2 separate regions of the Mus musculus genome follow, and region 1 is linked to region 2. A link is a loop called in an ENCODE intact Hi-C map of the cell type or tissue named here. Cell type or tissue: gastrocnemius. All regions are shown on one strand. Each heading gives the region's core, and the rest is flanking DNA. Links, peaks and the distances in the headings are about the cores only.

Region 1 (10,537 bases), core at 1,051-9,050, 240 kb after region 2:
TGGGCTGGGTGGCTGCCCCAACGTTCCTTTGTGTTCAAAAGTGGATTGGGATGCAGACGAGTCCCTGAGAAACTGTGTTTTGAGAAAGGATTTCACCCTGTAGTCCAGGCTGGCCTGAAATTCACTGGATAGCCTAGGTAAGTTTAGACCTCATGGCAATCCTGCCTCAAGCCTCCGAAGGGTGTGAGTCACCAGGCAGTTTGGTAATCTTAGTTTTATTTATTTGTCTATGTGTTTTGTCTGCATAAGGGTATGTATACATGAGTCCAGGTGCTCACAGAAGCCAGAAGAAGGTATTGGGTCCCCCTGGAACTGGAGTTACGAGTGACTGTGGAATATGCCATGTGGGTGCTGGGAACTGAATTGGGTTCCTCTGGAAACCAGTATGCTCTCTCTCTAGGCCCCCGAGGGACTGTTTTTAAGGAGAATAATATAGACGTAAAAGAACACATCCATAAACATCCAGGAACTGAAAAGCTGAGAAGAGGACATGCAGACATGCAGGAGGTGCCTATGAGGACCAGGCTGGACTTGAACTCCTCCTGGCAATCCTCTTGCCTCAGCCTCCCCCACCCCACCCCCTTTTTTCTCCCCCCCCCCCCAGACAAGATCTTACTACACAGCCCTGGCTGACCTGGAACTGGCTATGTAGATCAGGCTGACCTTTAAACTCACAGAGATCTGCCTGCCTCTGGAGTGCTGCGATTAAAGGCAAGTATGACCACGCCCAGCCCCTTTTCTATTTCACGGCTAAATAAAACCAGTGAGCTCAACTGGAGACTAGGAGGGAGGATACACTCTTTCCTTTGGAAGAGCCCAAGACTGCATGTTTGGCAAGGGGAAAATCCAACAAGCACAGGGTTTACACAGCTTGTTTGCTTTTTTTTTTTAATTATTAACTGAATCTTTTCTTTTTATTTATCTTGTATACATGAGTACACTGTCATCGCTGTCTTTAGACACACCAGAAGAGGGCACTGGATCCTATTACAGATGGGTGTGAGCCATCACGTGGGTGCTAGGACTTGAACTCAGGACCTCTGGGAGAGCAGGCAGTGCTCTTAACCGATGAGCCATCTCTCCAGCCTGGGGTTGTTCTTTTTTTAAGCCAGTGAGCAGCTGCAAATAGAGTCATCCTTTGTGGTGGGGCCTGGCAGCAACCCTTTTGACCTCCTTGGTCGTTTACAGGGACTGTGATCTCTCACTGTGGAGGGAGAGACAGTACTGGATCCTGGCTTTCCCAGACTCCTTTGCTCCTCCCAGACTACTCACGCCTGTTACTCTGGAACTCGGTGGAGATCAGGATGGCAGTTCCTGGAAGTAGGGGCTGGGTGACTGACTGTAAGGATATCGTAGAGTTCTGAGGCATAGACCTGGCCTCCCTCCCAGTCTACTTGTCAGTCGCCTTTCTAGCTGCCCTGAGGCCAAAGGAATGAACTACTTACTTTGTAACCAGAAAACAGAGGAAGGGGAGGTGGCCAAATCCTCTTAAGGGCACACTTGGAAACTACCTAACTGTCCCCCTCCTTGCACCACCACTCACAGAATTGAGGTCTCTACCACCTCCCAGTAAGTGTCCTTCTGGGGACCAAACCTCAATAGGCTTTTTTGGGTCATGGAAGAGGTTGGTCTCCTGAGGATGTGGCTGGGTTCAAGATTTAAAACTTGAAAAGATATGACCACAAGCCTCAGGACCTTCTAGGCTCCTGAGGCATGAAGTAGGAGGGATGGTTAGCATCTCCAGTGTCTGACAAGATGTTCTGAGGCTAGTGAGGTCCTGGGGTGTGCGCTTTGTAAACAGTCCTTGACTTGGGGCAAGAGCCCTGGGAGCCTCCATGACTTCTCTAGACAGGAGGATGAGGAAGCACAGGGAGATTCTAAATGGACTGCAGGCTGCATTGGCACATCCCGTGGGGACATGGCTGTCGTGTGAGCTGCTAACATGGTCCAGGTTGGACGGTCCCTCTTCCCTAGTGCTTTTTAAAAATTAGTTATTTTATTTATTTACATTTCAAATGTTATCCCCCTTCCCAGTTTCCCCTCCACAAGCCCCCCTCCCCTCCCCCTGCCTCTATGAGGATGCTCCCCCCCCACTCCTGCCTTAGCAGCCTAGCGTTCCCCTATCAAGCCTCCACTGGACCAAGGGGCTCCCCTCCCAGTGATGCCTGATAAGGCAGTCCTCTGCTACATATCCAGCTGGAGCCATGGGTTCCCCAGTGTACTCTTCAGTTGGTGGCTGGAGTTAATCTTCTCTCTTCCCAGGTACCTTAGTCCAGAATCCTATTCACTTGGAAATCTAATTCCCACTCTGAAGTAGGTTGGTCCCAATGGGCTACCTTCCTGAAATTCAATAAAGGGCGCTTCAGGAAATTTCCTGAAACATTCCAAGGCAGTTTTTTCTTCAACAGCCCCCAAGGAGGATGTTATAGCTCTGGAGTCTACTGCAGATGCCAGCTGTTCAGGCCGAGCAGATGCTGCACCTCTGACGTGGGTGGGCCTGGCTCCTTGCTCTGAGCGGCACTCTAGTCTTTAAGAAACAAGGCAACTCCCAAATCTAAAACTACCTTTATTTGTGGTTGGCTCAGCATAAGTCGCCTTCATCAATGAGCAGAATTATAAAACTGTAAAAGAGGTAAAAAAATAGGCCGTTTAGATAATGATCCTCATATCATGAGCTTTAAAAATACACATAAAAGTTGTACAATCTGGCAGTTTATAAAATATAAAGCTAAAAAGAATATTTTAGTTTCCACAAAGAGGAGTGAATCACACAATCAGCACATATCAATTAAACAATTAACTGTCCACAGAGAAGACACATGGCACAAGATTTTTTTAAAAAATCATCTAAAAATTAACATTTTACCCAGACCAAATTATTCACCCTTTAAAGACAAGGCTACCATAAGGTGGCAGGATACAGTGTAACTTTTCCTTTTCCAGTTTTAGAATGGTCAGGGGTATTGTCCAAAATAGATCTGATGTGCTTTAAGCAAGTGCAATTGTAACCGGATATACTTCAGAGTAAAAATTAAATAAATATAAATAGATTCAATAAATATGTCATTGCAAAAAGAACTACACAAGGTCTTCGTGTTGGGATGCCACATAGCTGGCTGGTAATGCTTAGGTGAGTGGGGACTCCCCCATCACAATTTTAGGGACAACTGGGAAGGAATACTATACCCAAACACACAGGGGAACAGGAGAGATGAGGCCACAGGACTCTGGCAAGCAGTGTGGATAAGGCTGCTCTGGGGGTGGCTCAGCACAGACGGGCTTCGGAGGCTTTCTAGTAAGTACAGAAGAGACCAAAGTGCCAAGAGCAACCAGATTTACGCACGGAAATTCACTAGTTCATCATGAAAACCAAGATGGGGGGGGGGAAGGGGAGAGGAGGGGAGCAGGCACTTTGGCTTAAAAGAATTCAGACCTCAGGTAGAGGTCTGATAACCTTCAGGTGAAGCTGATGTCAGGCCCCAGATGGCCAACACCATGGCTTCCAGACAAGAGGGATGAGCAAGGACACTGCTGGAAAATCAGCCACAGAGCAGGGTGAATTTCAATGGCTCTCTCCAGGGTAGCTACTGCTTGCACTCCTGGCTCTTCCTACACCTCTGGACCATGATGATGAAGGCAGTGGTGAAAACGGAGCAGACCCAGAAGCAGACAAAAGAATCCTGGCACAGCTGGAGAGTGGGACCAAAGCCCTGCAGATGACAAGCAAGGGCCAGCACAAGACAGCTTGCAGCCAGAGATGGCTCTGCAGCAGTCACAGCAGCAACCAACAGATTAGCCTTTTACTTTGGGAAAAGGAGCTGCTACAGCTAACTGAACCGCATGCACATAAAACTTCCACAAAGTCAGGTGGACTGAGGAGAGTTTCGTGCCTATCCTCAGTTTGGTGGAAACCACTCAGCCATATCCAGTGATCTCAGACCTCCATCCTTTCTGTATTGCATCATGGGAAGAGCCTGCGGCTACTGCTGTATCAGGAGCAGGGGACACCTCTGCAATCAGAGGTTCACCTTCAGTCTCGAGATGGCCTAGTGATTTACCAAGTGACACCTATGTTCCCAAAAGTGCAAGTGCTTTGGTACCTAATGAAACGGCACACTTCCTAAACTGAAATTTCAATACAAGACAAGGGTTAAACAAAGACAACATCACAGACACAGCTCAATTCCATGCTAAAGCTGAAGATGCTGTACTTGTAGACAATCTGGCAGCCTCTGGGGATGTGTAACGCTACAGAGCTACCCTGACCCAAAGCCAGCATCTCCGGCTGAGCATCCAGACTCACAGCATTTTCATGACACACCCAGAGGATGGGCAGAAGGTGAGCTGACGAGACCTGACTGATTTCGAGATGGGACAGTTTTAAGGCACAAGCAGGGCAAACCCCAAATACACACCCTTCCTAACCACTGGAGTTTTCTTTCTGCCCTGACACTGTGTGCTGCTGACTCTCAGGAGGCTTCAAAGACAGAAGTCTTTCCTGTATTCTTCCTCTATGTCCCGAGCATCTCATGTCCCACCTAGCTCTACACAAAGTTTTCAAATAAGTATAATGAACAGAGGACTTTTAGAAATTTGATTGGTTAGAGCTGATCTGATAAACGGCAAAGACATTTGAAAAGCTGACTCCATGCAAACTGGAAGGTAACACCAAGTTGAGCCTTTAAAAAACTTCAGCACTTCCCAAAGGGGAGCCCAGGCACGAGGAGCAAGGTGAGCAGCAGCCCCCGGTGACATTGGTTCCTCTTCCTCACATTGGTCTTGGCTGTTACCTCTCAGCCACTGACAAAGGGCTATGCTGAGAAGTGAGCAGGAAGCCAAACATGGGGTTGAGGTTCCAGGGTCTAAACAGGGTCACCCATGAGGTCCAAAGATGTAGGAGGTTAAGAAAAAGTCCTCTTTGGCCACCATGAAAGTAAGAAAATCCAATTTTACAGCAGCAGGGGAGCTTTGGGTAAGTGGCCCTGGTTCCAGCACACCCAGAAGCCCTCTTAGGGGACGCAGGGGCAGTGACTCCAGTCAGTGCAGTGCATGAAGCTGCTGAGGCCACTGTTCGCCTCAGCTCCCCACGGCTACACAATAGAAACCACGGCTGGCTCCAAGGATCCTACACAGAATCTCCCCCACATACCCTGACTCCCGGAGCCTCTAAGGATCCTGGGAGGGAGAAGACAATAGATTCTGATGGGAAATAAAATTAAAAATTAGGCTTAGAGAAAAATGGTACTGATGTAACTACTTTGACATTAATACATTTACACAGTGTTGCTAGAATGTCTTCCTCTTCAGCATTACACAATGGTCTACATTATCAAGGGAATGGCGATTTTTGGTACAACATAAAACAGAAGATATATCTTGCATTTCTTCTTCACAAGCATCAAGCTACATTTAATTTATTTATGCAAACGTAGCTTTCTGCAATATGATCAAAATTCACTTATTAAAACCTGCCAGGAGAAACATAAAAGCTGGCCTACAAAGTCTGTGGTAGCCTGACCTTGGCTCTCTACCCCCAGGGCCTTGATTCATAATCTATGCGCTAATCTGCTGGCCTCTGGGGTAGAGGGACCATATCACTCACCTTCTAGTTCTTAGCATCTTTGAGTGACTGGGAAGCTCCCTCTAGTTGCTCCTCTCTGGCCCTGACAATCTGTCTCTGTCCCTGTCTGGTCTTAGCTGCCACCTGGTGGCCAGGAAACTCATCTCTGGCCCACATAGCCAGGATTCAACCTATCAGGGGCCACTATTTAGGCCACTGTGCTGGGCCAGCACCACATCCAGAACTGAGTGTCTGCTTCATCTTCCAGACCCACAGCACATGTCAGTGTCCACAGCATTGCTAACGAGTCTCCACAACCCACTCTCACAACTTGCTGCATGAGGCAACACGGGCTATCAGTAACTTGGAGGTGCCTCCTATCCCCATGGCAACACCTCTGAACATCTCTTCCTTAGCACCCCACATCTCTCAAACCATTTCTATCAGAGGCTGCACATGCAATACCCCAACCAGGCTGCTTCCACCATGCAGGCAAAACCAGATTCCTCTACTCTCACTGAAAGGCCCCCCAAAATGCCATCCCACAGGAATTTTAGAAAGAAAGAGAAGTGGGAGCAAGCTCATCCGGTGAAAGGCTGATGCTGTTTCCTTTGCAGCCTCTGGGACAGGCTGCCTTCGTAGACGTCCTTCACTACAAGGTTTCAGGGCCACATCTCCTCAGGTCTCTGTAGTCATGAGGGACCATCTTCCCCTGCGTCCTAGGATCAGCGTTATCCTCTTCTGGCTGCAGATCAGCAGCTCAAGGCACTTGATTTGCGAAGCTTAGTCTTCCTGCTAATCCCAGAGGCAACAAACTATGACTGCAGAGATCGGGCCCATGGTCATTATTGGGGCCACCAGACCAGAGGGCTGCCCTAGCTCAGAGGGCATATGGAATCACTGGAGGCTGGGGTTCTGTGGGCTCGTGCCAGTAGTAGGTCTGAAAGAGTCTCTCATGTCTGCACAGCTCCATGGCTTGGTAGGTGTGAGAGAGGAGGTGGGGGAAGCGGGAAGTGAAGTAGCGCACAAAGTCATCCGGGATGGAGCCCAGCGTCTCCTGAACCTCCACGGGGAGCTCCCGGTAGTGGTGTTTCTGTGAATGAGCAGAGACACAGCTTTAACAGGCAGGCACCAGTGCTAAGGGCTTCTCTGTAAGGAAAGGACAAGAGATGCATGCACCATGGTACATCCCAGTTGTCCTGTAGCCTTTCTTCCTCCAGAAGTAAAGCTCCAAGCAGGTAAGGCTTGGCTTAGGGAGAGCAGCTTTAGCTCCACTGGGGTACAGGCTGCCAGGAAGAGAGCACAGGCCTCCTATGAAGGCCGTGTGTTGGAGTGTTTGTGCCAATAGGCTTGGAGGCTGCTTCTGTGACTGAGGTCTGCCTTGTGTGAAGGCTGCTTGGTGACAGCACAGGTCAAGAGCATCCCTAGGGCTCTAAGAGGACACAGAGGAACCGTTCCAGATCACTGAAGACCTAGCCTTACACAGGAAAGTAACCAGGGGTCCCTATTAGAGAGTATTTATACACTGGCTGTCAGCACACATACCCCAAGACTAGCCCTTACAGCTTAACCCTGCATTCTAGTCTTTGGAGAGAAATTCCCTGAGGGAAGACATGGCCTTTTTACTTGGTGTGGTAGCTGGGATGAGCATGGTCTCCATAGGCTCATAGATTTGAAGGTGTGGTTCCCAGTTGGTGGACCATTTAGGATTAGGAGGTGTGGCCTTGTTGGAGGAGGTGTGTCATTGAGTGTGGGCTTTGAGGTTTCAGAAGCCCATGCCAGGCCCAGTGTCTCTCTCTACCTCCAGCTTGTGGATCAGAATGTAAGCTCTCAGCTACTGCTTCAGCCCCATGCCTGCCTGTCTGCTGATATGCTCCCTGCCAGGATGGTCATGGATTCACCCTCTAGAACTGTAAGCAAGCTTCCAGTTAAAATGCTTCTTTTGTTCATGGTGTCTCTTTACAGAATAGACAGGTAACTAAAATACTTGTCAAATCCAGCTGAGACTGCCCAGATAGGATCCATTGTAAGAAAAAAAAAATACACAGAAATGAACATAAGCCATCAATCTCTGCTGTGGCCACCTCCCCAAGCCCTCATAAGTCTTTACCTTGTTTCTCATGGCTCGGAGGAGGTCTCTCACAGAGCCACCTTTGTAGGTTCTGAATTTGCGCAGATCTAGAAGAACATTAAGGGATGCAATGGTTAAGCAGGTACATTTTTACAGAGAATTCCTGGGCTCTTGCAACTGAACTAAAGTGATACAAACTCTCAGTCAAGACAAAAGATGCTACCTCTTGGACCTAAATAAAGGTGGTGCTCGTCTGGAGTTCAGCATCTTAGAGCACATCGTTATCACCAGCCTGTCACTAAGGGACAAACGGAAAACTGCATTGCTTTGACCAAGCCCACAAGGACATGCTCAAATAAGTCTCAAATCCAAGAACAGGGATTTGGAATTCCTTGTCTACATCAAGTTCTCAGAAATAGTTGCAGCTTTCAAAATGTCTCCTCCTGCCTTTAGCATGGTCACCTGTCTGCAGGGGGACAGTGATGTTCTCCCGCCAGTCCATCTTGACCACAGCTCTCCCGCCTCTCTCCAACTGCCGTACGATTGGACCGTCCAAGGCCTCCTTTTCTATTCGGTCACTTACATCCTGTGAGGGAAAACAGGCAACAGGTGCTGGTCAGGGTAGGGATTTGGGGTTCGTCCACACTAAGCTACAGAGCAGGCACTGGAGTGTGAGCTGTAAGCAAACTGACATTCCTCTTAGGTCTAGGCTGCAGGTTCCTCAAAGCTTCAAAGCCTCAAAGCAGCAGGCAACCTACCCTGATCCACTGACTTTTTCCCCGTGAGCAGATATATCCCTCACTCACTGGGACAAACTTGCAGAGATCCCTTCCATGACGAGAGAGATGTTATAGAGGTGTACCTGTATGCAGGGCACACATCCACCTCTGGAAGCTCACACTCACACAGAGCACACTTACAAAGAGCTACAGATACAAAACACATTTTCCAGGGAGCCGAAGCATAAAGGGGAAAGCTTAATTCATTCTGCGCTTCAGATATCCTTGAAACAGGGCATCTCAATGGCTAGCCAGAAGGTCATACGCCTCACTTGAGCACAAGAGAAGCTATAAAGAGCCCTCTTTTCAAGAGCACTGGGTGGTAGGTGTGGGATCTGGCCCTACTGGGCTTCAAGCTCTGTAGGAGGGAAGGGAGGGTCAAGAGTGGGTACCCTATGTACTAGCCTTCAGAGCCCCTTCCAGTAATAACGGCTATGAGATGGAATGATGAGCCCACACATCAATGCTGAGCCCCTGGGAGAGTCAGTTACATAGTACTTTGATAAAGGAAAAATCAGACTGGATAATTTTTCCTTTTTCTGTTTTTCTCCAAGACAGTCTAATGTAGCCCAGGCTGGCCTTGAACTTGCTATATAGCAGAAAATGACTTTGAACTCATTGTCCTTTTGCTTCTACCTTCAGAGTGCTAGGATTACAGGTTACAGGTGTAAGCTAGCATGACCAGTGTACTGGCTGAATTTCTATTTGAACTTACAGGGAAAAGCCTCGAAGAAAGGCTGGCAGGATGGGTCAGCAGGGGAAGGTACTGGCCTTCACGCTTGATGATCTGAATTTTATTCCTAAACTCAGATGACGGAGGGAGAGAACTGATATTCACAAGAGCTCTTCTGACCTCCACATATACACCAACACACAAACACGCACACATAAATAAATGTAAAACCAACTACTTTGCAGAGACTAGACTGTTAGACTGTCCTGGTGGGCATGGTGGAAATATGTTTCAGAGTTGCAAAGTAACTAGTTAGTCACAGCTGGTTGATAGAAAAGAAGCCAGCCATCTTTGCCAGATACACAATTTAGATACACTAACTCTTTCATGTGAGGTCAAGGCCTTCATATATATTTTATTTCTGTTGTCTGTTTTGTCTAGTAACCTAGACTTGAGAATTTTCATGTTATATCCTGTAGCATACAGTGACCAATCGTGCTGCTGCGCTGGAATAAGAGACTGGACCCTTCACCCCAAAGACATTTGAATGATCACTAAGCTCCAGGACAGAACAATGATTACAATTATCCAGAAAGTCCTGCCTTCAAGGAGCATATATTCTAGGGCATCTCTATAGCCAAGGCCCCTGCCAAGCTCCAGACTATGTGAGTGTCCATTCTAAGTCGGGTGCTTCCCAGGAGAAAACCCTGCTGCCCCAACCCTACTTTTCATGACTTACTCATCTCATGCCACCTAATACCCACAAATAGTCTATACAAAGCCACTTGGTAATGTCACAGAGCCACAGACCTGTCACTTGCCAAAGGAGTTCTGAGCCACTGATCTTAAATTTTAGCCCCACAGTATATACTAAACAAAATGAGATTTGAGAAAAAGACAATAGAAAAAAAAACTTAGGGAGATGTTTGAATTTATGACACTGAAAGGAATTATATGGTATCTGAGATTTGTTTCAGAAGACATCTCAATAGTTAAGAGCACTTTATGCTCTCACAGGGGACTAGGTTTGGTTCCCAGCCCCCTTCCGGCAGCCTACAATCATCGGTACCTTGTTTCAGGGGAGCCAGTACTCCATGCTGGCCTCTGTGGGTACCAGGGCAAGTGTATGCTACACATACATATACCTGTTTCTACAAAGCAAGTACACACTTACACACATCAAGAAGAAATCTTTAAAAAGTCATCTGGGTATGGAACAGCATAGAAATGAACACTTGCTAAAACTGGAGGATGGAAAGAGGAGCTCTTTGGAGCACCAGTTTACCTGTGTGACCATTAGAAATCCCCAGATATAAAGTTTAACAATTAGGGCACAGTTAGGGGCTGGAGGATGGCTCAGTAGTTAAGCGCACTTCCCACTTCCACAGAGGACCTGGGTTTGGTTCCTAGCATCCACACAGTGTCTCACAATCTTCTGTAGCTTCCTTTCCAGG
Region 2 (10,537 bases), core at 891-8,890:
ATCCCTCATGTTTGATGGATCTCTTTAAGAAGCGGGTTTGGGGTTGGGCCTAGTGGTTAACTCCTTTAATCCCAGCACTGGGGAGGCAGAGGCAGTCAGATCTCTGTGAGTTCAAGGCCAGCCTGGTCTACATAGTGAGTTCCAAGCTAACCAGAAACATATTGAGACTATGTGAGAAAGGAAGAAGGGAGAGTAGGAAGGAAGGAAGAAGAAAAGAAAAGAAAAGAAAAAAGAAAAGATGGGTTCTAGAGCTAGGGAGGATGGCTTGATGGGTAAGAGTACTTGCTGTACAAAGTACGAGGACCTAAGTTAAAATCCCTAGCTCCCACATAAAAGCCAGGCATGCCTGTAACTCCAGCACTGGGAGGCAGACAGGTGGGTCCTGAGAGGTCTCTGACCAGTGAGTCTAACCAAAAAAGTAACCTTCCATTTTAGTGAGAGACACTTGTCCTGCCTGCTTCAGCATGTACAAATACAGACATGATCAAATGCATATTACACACACACACACACACACACACACACACACAGAGAGAGAGAGAGAGAGAGAGAGAGACAGAGACAGAGACAGAGAGAGCGCACAGCACAGGATCTATTCTGAAGGCCTGGATTTGTCTCTAAACAAGTAAACTCAGTCCCTTCTTGTGCCCAGATGGCTTGCATTTGACTTACTTAACTTTATATCTGACTTCAGAAAGAATCCAAGAGTTACAAGAACAACTCTCCTTGGGAAGTTACCATGGGTCATCCACCAAAGGTGTCTAAATCCTAACTGTCAAAACCTATAAATTTTCCTATATGGCAGCAGGTCTTCTGTAACTGTGAGGCACTATCTTGAAGTATCTGGGTTTCTTTTATAAAGAAATGCAGGTCAGAGTGGGTAGTGGGAGATGTGGCAGAGGGTACACAGGTTAGAGTGACTTGGTCAAGGAGTGAGGAACCAGAAGCCAAGAAACACAAACAAATGGCTTGGGGAAGTTATTGCTTAATAATATAGAATGTGCTGAATACACACAAGGCTTTGGGTTCAATCTCTCACACAAAATGACAAGAGACGACACTCCCGAAACTTAAAAATCAAGGAAATAGGAACTATTTTCACCAACAGGAAACTAATAGAGTTATCTTAGAGGCTCACCGTCTCAGTAAGTGCCCGAATGACATCTTTGCATGGTGGCATATATCTGTAACCCTGTCAGCCTTTAGCTTGGCCCATTAGCTCTTCAGTTTTCATCTGAGAAAGATACTCCTTCCATCACAGTGTATAGAGTGTCTGAGAGTCTGAAGCTGGCTGACAAATGACATAAGGATCTCTCTTCTAGGAGCCTGGGCTGTACTGTGGTGGAAATGCTGACAGAGAAACCACCTTGGGCAGAGTATGAAGCTATGGCTGCCATTTTCAAGATTGCCACCCAGCCTACCAATCCTCAGCTGCCCTCTCACATCTCAGAACACGGCAGGGACTTCCTGAGGCGCATATTTGTGGAAGCTCGTCAGAGACCCTCAGCTGAGGAGCTGCTCACACACCACTTTGCACAGCTAGTGTACTGAGCTCTCAAGGCTATGCAGCTGCCAGCTGCCACCTGCTGAGCAGGCAAGGGGCTGCTGTCAGGCTCAGTGAAGTTGCTGCTTCTTCCAGGCAAGGCTATGACCAGTGGAGCATCGGTCCAGCCATTGTTTGTCTGTGCCCCATCTGCCACTGGGACTCAAAGCCAGGATGGGATAGCTCTGGCATCAAGACTGGGAGCTCCAGCCTGTAAGACCCAAGAGCTTTAGCACCTTAAGCTCAGTATGGCGGGAAGGGCTGGAAACAGTATGCAAGACTGCCATGGGTCCTGCCTACCCTCAGATGTGTCCTAACACTGCAGACAGCACTGAAGTCAAGAGGGACTGGGGCACAGGAGGTCCTCAAGGGTATGAATAGTGTTACTTCATTCAGAGTGTTACTTTGTTTCTCTCCCAATGTTTGGAGACCACCAGCCTGTCTCTGGGCTGCAAGCCTGAGGTAAAGCCCAGCATCCCCCAGCCAACAGAAGGTAGAGGTTTGGGCTACCCCACTATAGCTTCCAGGTATTCGGTGTCAGTCCTGTCTTACCAAAGATGAATGAAGCAAATGTTACACTGCCTTATTCTGGGAAGGAGGAGCTACTCGGATAAGCAGGGCCTGAGAGATGGAGCTGCCTCCAGAAACTGGGGAGACCCAGTCTTGTCAATGCAATTGTCTCTGTTTTACAAGTTGGAGTCACTCTTATGCTGTTCCCAGTTTTAAAACTGGAGACTTTGCCCTCTGAGCTCTGGAGACCCATGTGGGCTTAGGCCTTGGACTGGATGGAAGAGCTGATGGCCTCTGCCCCCTGGCCTGCCCTCTGTTCCCTCACTGGAGCAGAGAAAGTAGACAACACAAGTCAGGGCACCTGGTTCTGGGCAGCTCAGCAGAGTGCAGGGGGTTGTCTCAGGCTGTCTGCATCTCAAATCTGTCAGGCCTGAGCCCACTCCATGGGAAAGTCCTTGAGCTGCCACAACCGTGTCCAAAGCCACCAGCTGTGTTCCTCAGCCCGACCTGTCCACTTGTCATCAACCTCATTCCCTTCTTGTTCCTCCCACAAAGGAGGATGCCAGTAGGGGCTAGGGAAAGAGTTATCTCCAAGCAGCTTAGAGTTGGCCATATTTACCTCAGCCTGGGTGCTGGTCCTTTCTTCCAGCCCCTTTCTTCCCCTCCAAATGTGCCTATTTCTAGAGCTCCTCCCTCCTAACTCCCAAATTTTTGGGAGTTATCATTAAAGGAAAGGAAAAAAAAAAAAAAGAAGCCAGTGCCCAGGGATGGGCATCTCCAGGGAGCTGGGGATTAGTGCCAGGCAGCTCTTTGCCAGCCATGCCCACTTCCCCATGGGCACAGAACAAGCCAAAGCCTTCGTTGTATGTTGACGATGCACTTTTATGAATGTAGTTTCTATCGCTGTTTTTAGCCTTTTCACATCATGTAATGTGAGGCCTTGTACTTGTTAATTTATATCTCAGATCCATATTTGATGGTTTTATATATATATATCAATTCTAGACTGTTACCGGTGATGGACTCCTGAAGAGAGAACAGAAATTGAAAGCAGCTGGTTTTGCAGATATGTGTGTTGCACGGTGCCAATTGGGCCTGGGCCCCTCTGTTTTATTTCCTTTCCCTTGGGGGTCTGTCAGGCCACTCTCTAACTGCTCTGAAGCCAGTGAGCAAAGTCCTGCTTCCACCTCAGCCTTTGCCCAAAGTAGGGACTGGCCCCTCTTCTAGACCAAAGCTGCCAAAAGGCAGCTGGGCCTCTCCATGACCCCATCCTGATGGCTATATAGCACCCTTTAGCCTATCCCTATCCACACCCCGAACCCAAAGGAGATAGAGATTGGTGGGGTGACAAGATGTTAGATGAGACAACTCTGCTTGTCACAGGTTCAGGCTCTCACGGAGCTCCCCCCATATCCCCATGGGGGGGGGGGGGGAGTGTATTACCTCATAGGCAATGTTTCTAAAATGAACTTAAAAGTAAACCAACAAATTCTGCACTCCAAAGGGGGGGTGGGGGGGAGACACCTTTTTTTGTGCCAAAAACTGTGGACATGCTGGTTCAGCAGCCTCAGGACCAAGCTGTTAATTTATTTTTTTCTTATTAACAAATCCAAATGACAAGTTGTGGGCCTCCAGGGTGGCCTGGGCCCAAAGGTTATGAAGGAAGGTTTCCTAGCAGCCCTTGGCCTGCTGTGCAAAGATGCTACACCACCTTCATTTGTTCTTCATTCCATGGGGTTTATCTGCCTTCACCAACCCCACATGGAAGGGCCAAGCCTGGGTCAGGTGCACGCTGCCACCCTCCTTCCCCTCCCTCCCACTTGCCCAGCTCTGTGTCTGAATTGTGGAATGTGCAGAAGAACCTGCAGCCATAGTTATTGACTATATCTTGACTGAGGGCTTGCAGTGCAAAGCCAGGCCAGTGCATTACTTACAATAAAAGGGATCATTTATATCAGAAGGGTCCTGTGACCATGCTTTCGGTTAAAGGTGGTGGTGGGAATTTTTACAGGGATGGGTTGGGTACAATGCCTAACACCCAAGTTGAGGCCTCTTAAATAGAACTTGAAATGGCTGCCAAAAGCAGCCTGTGATAACTTGGCCAAGGTGGCCCCTCTCCTTCCCTTTTATCCCAGCGCGTCACTGGGACAGCACTGGTTGTCCATCTGAGCCGAATCCATCAATAGCTGAGTTCCTAGGACCATTCATGGCATTTTGTAGTCTTCCTGGCCGAGGGGTTTCCCTTGGTCCCTTACAGAACATCAGTCAGAGGCAAGGTCTCACTATGTAGCTCTGCTGTCCTGGAACTCACTACATAGAACAGGCTGATCTTGAATGCACAGAGACCCACCTGCCTCTGCCTCCTGAGTGCTGGTATTAAAAGCATGTGCTGCCACGTCCAGCCCAGCCACTGTTTCTTTACTGCAGCAAGAGACCATCCTTGTCCCATAAATCCAAGGCTTTGTCGTGCCTGCTTCCCAGATGCCCACCTGAAGGAAGTCTACAGTGATTCACCCATTAGCAAGACCAGAGGCCGGGCTGCCTAGCAGCCTTTGACCTCTTGCTTACCGATTCATCTGTCCCATAGGCAGTTTGCAGAAGCCAGGAAAATAGGGCTTGGGGCGAGACAACTCAGACTTCCACTGAGGGAGCATCTTCACACTTGCCTTGTGCTTCTGCTGTGTGATGTCGTCCCTCAGTGTGCATGAACTCTGAGGAGCGCAAAGTTTGCCCCTGGAGGTCCTGGCACAGTAGCTGTGACATCCCACTTCATACAAGAGGCTCCAGGAAGATGACAGTCATGAGGAGAGAAGGTGGAAGACGTTGTACTGGCAGCACTTGATAGGCTATGGATTCCTACCATTCTTTGCAGATTTCTAGGGTAAAGGACTAGGAGGAAATTGGACAGCTGGAATCAGCTAGCAGAAAGGCAGACACTAAGGTCTTGGCCAAGTCAGAAAGGTTCTCTTCTGTACTCAAGTGTAGTGAATTAACCTCTGAAGAACCGAAGCCAGGCATGGATGACACAGGCCTTTTTAATCCCAGCACTTTGGAAGCAGAGGCAGGCAGATCTCTGTGTTCTAGGCCAATCAGAGCTACAGTGAGACCCTGTCTCAAAAACCCAAAACATTTGTGTGGTTGCAAGCCAGTGTGCCTGGCTACTCTGGGACGAGGATACACAGTGGGATTTCAGGTTTGACAGCTTAACACCCCAAGGTGGCACAGACCACCAGCCCCTTTAAGGCCAGGAGTATTGTGGGCTGTCCTCCATTCCCCTCGCTATGAGGAGTCTGCTGCATGCCTGCCACAAAGCATCCCCATCAGGCCACACAAGAGAGTCAAGAGCTGTTTAAATGTTTTTAAAAGAGGGTTGATCACAACAGAACAGCACAACAGATGGAGGAGCATAGCTACTGCCGACCCTGTCAGCTGAGGCTCTAGCAAGAGCTTTAGCTTTGTGGTGCAAGGGACCCCCAGACCCTGAAGGCTGCAGGCTGTCTTGCCTCTTCCCCAGCCCTCCCCCCTCAGCGAGGTGGCATCTATGAGGCCCAGTAGATGGCACTCTCCCTCTTCCAGTCTCTGTGGCTCATTACCAGGCTAAGGGGCAGAGGTAGATGGGGAGACAAGGGGGTACACAAGGCCCAGGTGGCAGTGAGGGAGCTTGGGACCCTGAGGAGGGCATGCTGACTCCTTGCTGGAGAAAAGGCACCTAAGTAGGGAAGCTGGGCTTGTGGGCCTCCCAGGGAGCCGTGGGGTGAGATGAGGTGGACTAAAGGACACAGTATGGTGAAAATTCCAATTCTGGTTCCCAACGCCAACCTCCCATGGGAAAAGTAAGGAATCCTGGAGCAGAGCCTTATGCCTGAAACCTGTGTGAGGGAGCCTCATCCTCTCCCACCCCGCGCCCCCGGGTTAATCTCCTTTCCACTGCCCAGCGGGAGGCCATGTGCTGGGAGGGAATGGGTGTTAAAGGGGTCTCAGGCCGTCTTGGTGCCTGAGTCCACCTCCTTGTGGGCCCAGAGCTCCTTGTGCTGTTTACGACCAAACCCTTCATCGTAGTTGCCTTTACTCTTAAACAGCTGCTGAAAGTGAGGTCTGCAGTAAAATTCACCGTGCATTGCAGCATAACTGCCCAGGCTGTGGAAGCAGAGAACATCTGGGTCAGTCTGGGGCAGGGCGGGAAGGTAGGGTAAGGGTGGGCAAGTAGGTGGGCAGGCCGGGACAGGGCAGGAGCGCACCTGAGTTTGGTGTGGCAGTGTTTGCAACAGAAACAAGAGTTGTGGAAAATGAGCTTGTCTGCCACCAGCCGCTCCATCGGGTACACAGTCTTCTGGCAGGCTGCACAGGTCTCCTTCACCTGAGCCCGCAAGCTAAAGGACTGTGGAGTAGGAGCAGAGTACACTTAGCAAGAAGCCGGGTTAGCGCCGACCCTTTCCTCTGCCCACACCCACCCTTAGGACCCTACCTTAGACCGCTGTACCGTGCTGCTGCCACTGCTGCCTTTGGCTTCCTGGGGGAAGAGGAAGAGTCAGAGGGGTCAGCTCTCCGGTGGCCCAGCCCACATCCCAGGGGCACTCGAGGTGGCACAAGGTGCCAAGCAAACAAGCTGCTCTTGTCCCCTTGACTCCTCCCCACCTGGCTGGACACCTACATGAGAGGGGGTGGCCTGGGCGGCTCCGGCAGCTTGGAACATGGCTCTTCAGAGGTGCTTGGTGGCCCTGGAGGAGATGCCGAGCCAAGAGGGTTCTGCAAGGGGAAGTCAGTCAGTGGGGCCCCATGAGCCCTCCCCCACTCTGCAGGCTGGGGTGTTTTTAGGCAGGGGGTTGGGGGGCTGCGGTTGGGACTTTCCCTAAGTCATTTCCTGTTGCTCTGGGTCTTGCCACTTCCGCCCCTCACCCACCCCCAACAGCCTACCCGCCCCTCATACAGCCCCCAAGGGTTAGGGGGTCCCTGAGTGGAAACATATGTGGAGACAGAACAAAGTTAGCGAGAGTGGCCGGGGACAGGGGCTCCACGGTCTTTGCCTGTGGGAAGCACAGGCAGAGACCCCGCCTGGGATGAAGGGAGGTCAGCAGAGGTCTGGGCAGGGTACCGCCAGACCCGCGCGCCCCCTCACCGGGCTTAGACGTCCAGCCCCTAGACAGTGCTGGGCCCGACCTCCTGCCTGGCCAGGCTGCGCTGCCTCCCGCGCCCGCTCTTCGGGACCCCAGACCCCGAAACCCCACCCCACCACGAGCCGGCCCTACGGGACCGACGCGAGCCTCGGGATCCCCGCGAGCGCAACGCGCGAACCGCCAGGCGGCGTCGGCCCCGCAACGCTCCGCGCCCCTCCCCCCGGCCGCCGTGGGTCTCACCGGGCCCGGCCTGCGCCGCGGGGCGGGGGTCGGTCGCTGCGGGACCGCCTCGGGTGCAAGTGGCGCGGGCGCGAGCTGCCGCCGCTGCCAGTGGTCCCCGAGCGGCAGCCGCCGCCTCACCGCGGCGCCGCCCCCGCCGGCCCCCGCCCCGCGCCCGCCCATTGGCTCCGCGCGCCCGGGGCCGCCTCCGGGAGAAGCCGCCGCCGACCCCCCTCTGTGCTTTGTCTTTCCCTTGCTCGCCGTCCCCCCGCCTTTGTCTGCCCCCACATCGCTTTCACAGCCCGCGCTCTCCCGCCTCCCGGAGCCAACCTCCTCTGCCGCTCGTGGAGAAGGGACGACGGCGGGGACCGAATCGCAGATCTCGGGAGGAGACGAGTTCAGCCTGCGATCGACACGCAAGGCTCTTCCGGCGCGGACCTTCAGAAATGGCCTGGGCCTTTACTGCCTCGGTTTACCCGTTAGCCGTTGTGAACGCAGTCCCATTAGCTCCGCCCCCTTCTTGCGCTCTTAAGACCCAGTAGTTTGAGGCACCCCACTGTGGGGACTCGGGAGGCAGGTCCACTGGCAGCCACGGAGTCCTACAGAGGAAGATGGAGGCGGCTCGTAGTCCCTCCGTATACCCCGATGTTAGGCCAAGGGAGCCGGCGGTGGGCCCATGTCACTACTGAAGGGGTGTGACAGATCCGCTATCCGAGAACTGCAGCCTTGTGGTTTCCGAAATCACCAGCCCCCTTAAGCTCGACATCCTAAATGGTTTCTGTGACCAGATTTTGTGGGATTAGTAACCTCGGGCCTTGCCATGGCCCAGGTCAAGCCCCTATCTGAAAGGACCCACTTCCTTGCATCAAGCACACCTTGTTCCACCGAAGGGAGCAGAGAGCCATTTAGGCTGGAGTTGTTTAGAGAACAAAGTGCAACAAGAGCTGCTTTTGCCGCTCCGCCCCAGCCCACTGCACAGCAGGTTGAGGGGAAGGACTCTAGGCAGCAGCATCTAGGGCACAGACTTCTGCTGAGGGCTTTGCCTGAAGCCCAGCTGGAGACTGTCTTCACACAGCCCTCGGCGACATATTTCCACACCCCTGTAACAGGAATAAAACTGGTGGCTCTAGCGCAGGCCCACGCGTGTCAGGGAACAGAACAACTTACCGCCTCCTGCCTGGCAGGGGAACAGGGAGGCAGCAGGCAGCATCACCCATCCCCACCCGCGCCCCACTGTGGTGCTAATGCACCCACGCTGAGCTTCGCTTTTCTCCCTCAGCCTCAGGTCGATGTTTGCCTGCACTGAGGCTCAGCCTGGACTTCGTAATGGGTGTTCCTCCACAACTAGGGGTGACTCTTCCTAGGAAAAATTATCCACACCTATCATCAGATTCTCCAAGGGAGCTGTTTTGTACAAGAAGGGTGAAGCCCTTAGGGACACCAGGCAGCTGCTCCGGGGCACTGATTGGCAGCCCGCCCTGCTGGGACCATCTGTGGGCAGAGCTGGAGAAAGCTACCACAGTCAGCAGTTAGCTAGGAGGAGGAAGGATCGAAAGCAGCTAACTGTGGGCCCACGCCAGCGTTCTGAGTTCGAAGCCACCCAGGGCTACAAGTCATATCCTGGTACACACGGACACACACACAAAAAATTTTTTTAAGTATCTGAGAAAAAGTTGGGCAGGGGCTAGAAGCGCTGGAGTGTCACATGAGCTTCTGTCACATGCCATTTCAGGTCCCCTAGCCTACCTCCAGTAGGAAAATTTTTTTAAAGTTTCTTTAAATGTTCTGTAGTTGTTAGACAAGATCTCTAGCCCAGGCGGGACTCAAACCAGCTATGTAGCAAAGGGTGATGTTCAATCCCATCCTCTCGCCTCTACCCCCAAGTGCTAGGTTTATAAAGTACTCTGAGCCATGCCCAGTAGAGAGAGTCCTGAGGAGCTGGGGAGCAAAACATGGCGCTTGCCAGGCGGTGGTGGCACACGCCTTTAATCCCAACACTGGGGAGGCAGAGGCAGGCGGATTTCTGAGTTCGAAGCCAGCCTAGTCTACAGAGTGAGTTCCAGGACAGCCAGGGCTACACAGAGAAACCCTGTCTGGGGGGTGGGGGGGACACACGACATGGCACTTCACGTCTGCTGTGTGAGTACTCTGCCAACCAAGCTGGACTCCCAGCCTCAACTGTAAAACTTCCTAAGAAAACATAAAGTTTCCTTGGGGAGCATTTGATGGTCTGAGAATTCTCAGAAAAAAGGGGCATAAGACCTCAGCCAGAGGTGAGGGCCTCACCCAGGGGACTGGCAAGGTGGAAAATGCTGAGCTGGGGTTGTACACGTGGGCATGCACAGGAACAAGGTCAGAACAGGTCCCCTTGCTCCTCATCCCTGGCTGCCAGCCAGGACGACAGGTTCTTGGGTTACACTTGCTGGGTATTAGTACCAACCATAAGGAGACAAACATCAGGTTACAAGACAAAATCTTCCACCCCTTGCTGCCCAGAGGTGGGCTTGGCTAGTTGCCAGCACTGGTACCCTTTCTGATAATTTTGCCAAGGCAAAATCTAATACTAGGGCTGGCAAGATGGCTCAGTGGTTAAGAGCACTGACTGCTCTTCCGAAGGTTCTGAGTTCAAACCCCAGCAACCACACCCGTAATGAGATCTAACGCCCTGTTCTGGTGCGTCTGAAGTCAGCTACCGTGCACTTATGTATAATAATAAATAAATCTTTGGGTCAGAGCAAGCAGGGACTGAGCGAGGGGAGTTTACCAAAGTGAGAGGAGCTGACCGGAGCGAGTGGGGCTGACCAGAGCGAGCAGAGGTCCTACACCACATGAAGGCTCACAACCATCTGTACAGCTACAATGTACTCACAAACATAAAATAAATCTTTTAAAAAAATTTTATACTCAAACTCTAGGGAATTAAGAGACCACGGAGCCGGGCGTGGTGGCGCATGCCTTTAATCCCAGCACTAGGGAGGCAGAGGCAGGCGGATTTCTGAGTTCGAAGCCAGCCTGGTCTACAGAGTTCCAGGATAACCAGGACTACACAGAGAAACCCTGTCTCGGAAAAGAAAAGAAAAGAAAAGAAAAGAAAAAGGTGACCACGGATGTTTCTTCTAAGACCAGTTTTCTAAGAAACTGGTATGTATGC

Evidence for each region. Peaks named below come from ENCODE experiments on the same cell type or tissue, not always from the same donor. Only the 100,000 strongest peaks of a DNase experiment are listed, where the experiment ranks them.
Region 1: a loop joins it to region 2, with 3 times the contacts of the local background. A loop is called at or near these places in 3 of 42 quality-filtered maps.

Annotation. Positions count from the first base shown.
Region 1 is chr11:106,392,102-106,402,638 of GRCm38, forward strand. It overlaps Ern1 (endoplasmic reticulum (ER) to nucleus signalling 1), which reads right to left. Exons shown (of 22, transcript NM_023913.2): 20 at 8,094-8,217; 21 at 7,671-7,738; 22 at 5,519-6,653. The coding sequence ends at 6,441. Among named protein-coding and RNA genes, the nearest start is that of Icam2, 15 kb to the left of the region's middle. In gastrocnemius, for the core only: a CTCF peak has its summit at 5,702 (motif pointing left); a DNase peak (open chromatin) is centred at 5,725.
Region 2 is chr11:106,152,644-106,163,180 of GRCm38, forward strand. It overlaps Map3k3 (mitogen-activated protein kinase kinase kinase 3), which reads left to right. Exons shown (of 16, transcript NM_011947.4): 16 at 1,323-4,013. The coding sequence ends at 1,551. It overlaps Limd2 (LIM domain containing 2), which reads right to left and starts at 7,533. Exons shown (of 5, transcript NM_172397.4): 1 at 7,408-7,533; 2 at 6,705-6,799; 3 at 6,519-6,563; 4 at 6,292-6,431; 5 at 3,611-6,190. The coding sequence starts at 6,746. The coding sequence ends at 6,031. Gm10840 reads left to right here and starts at 6,745. Exons shown (of 2, transcript XM_030246469.1): 1 at 6,745-6,815; 2 at 7,117-8,516. The coding sequence starts at 6,745. The coding sequence ends at 7,918. Strada (STE20-related kinase adaptor alpha) reads right to left here. Exons shown (of 13, transcript NM_001252448.1): 13 at 10,331-10,537. In gastrocnemius, for the core only: CTCF peaks have their summits at 5,604 (motif pointing right) and 7,334; DNase peaks (open chromatin) are centred at 1,634, 2,462, 2,845, 3,255 and 8 more places; H3K4me3 peaks cover 2,615 bases; H3K27ac peaks cover 3,156 bases.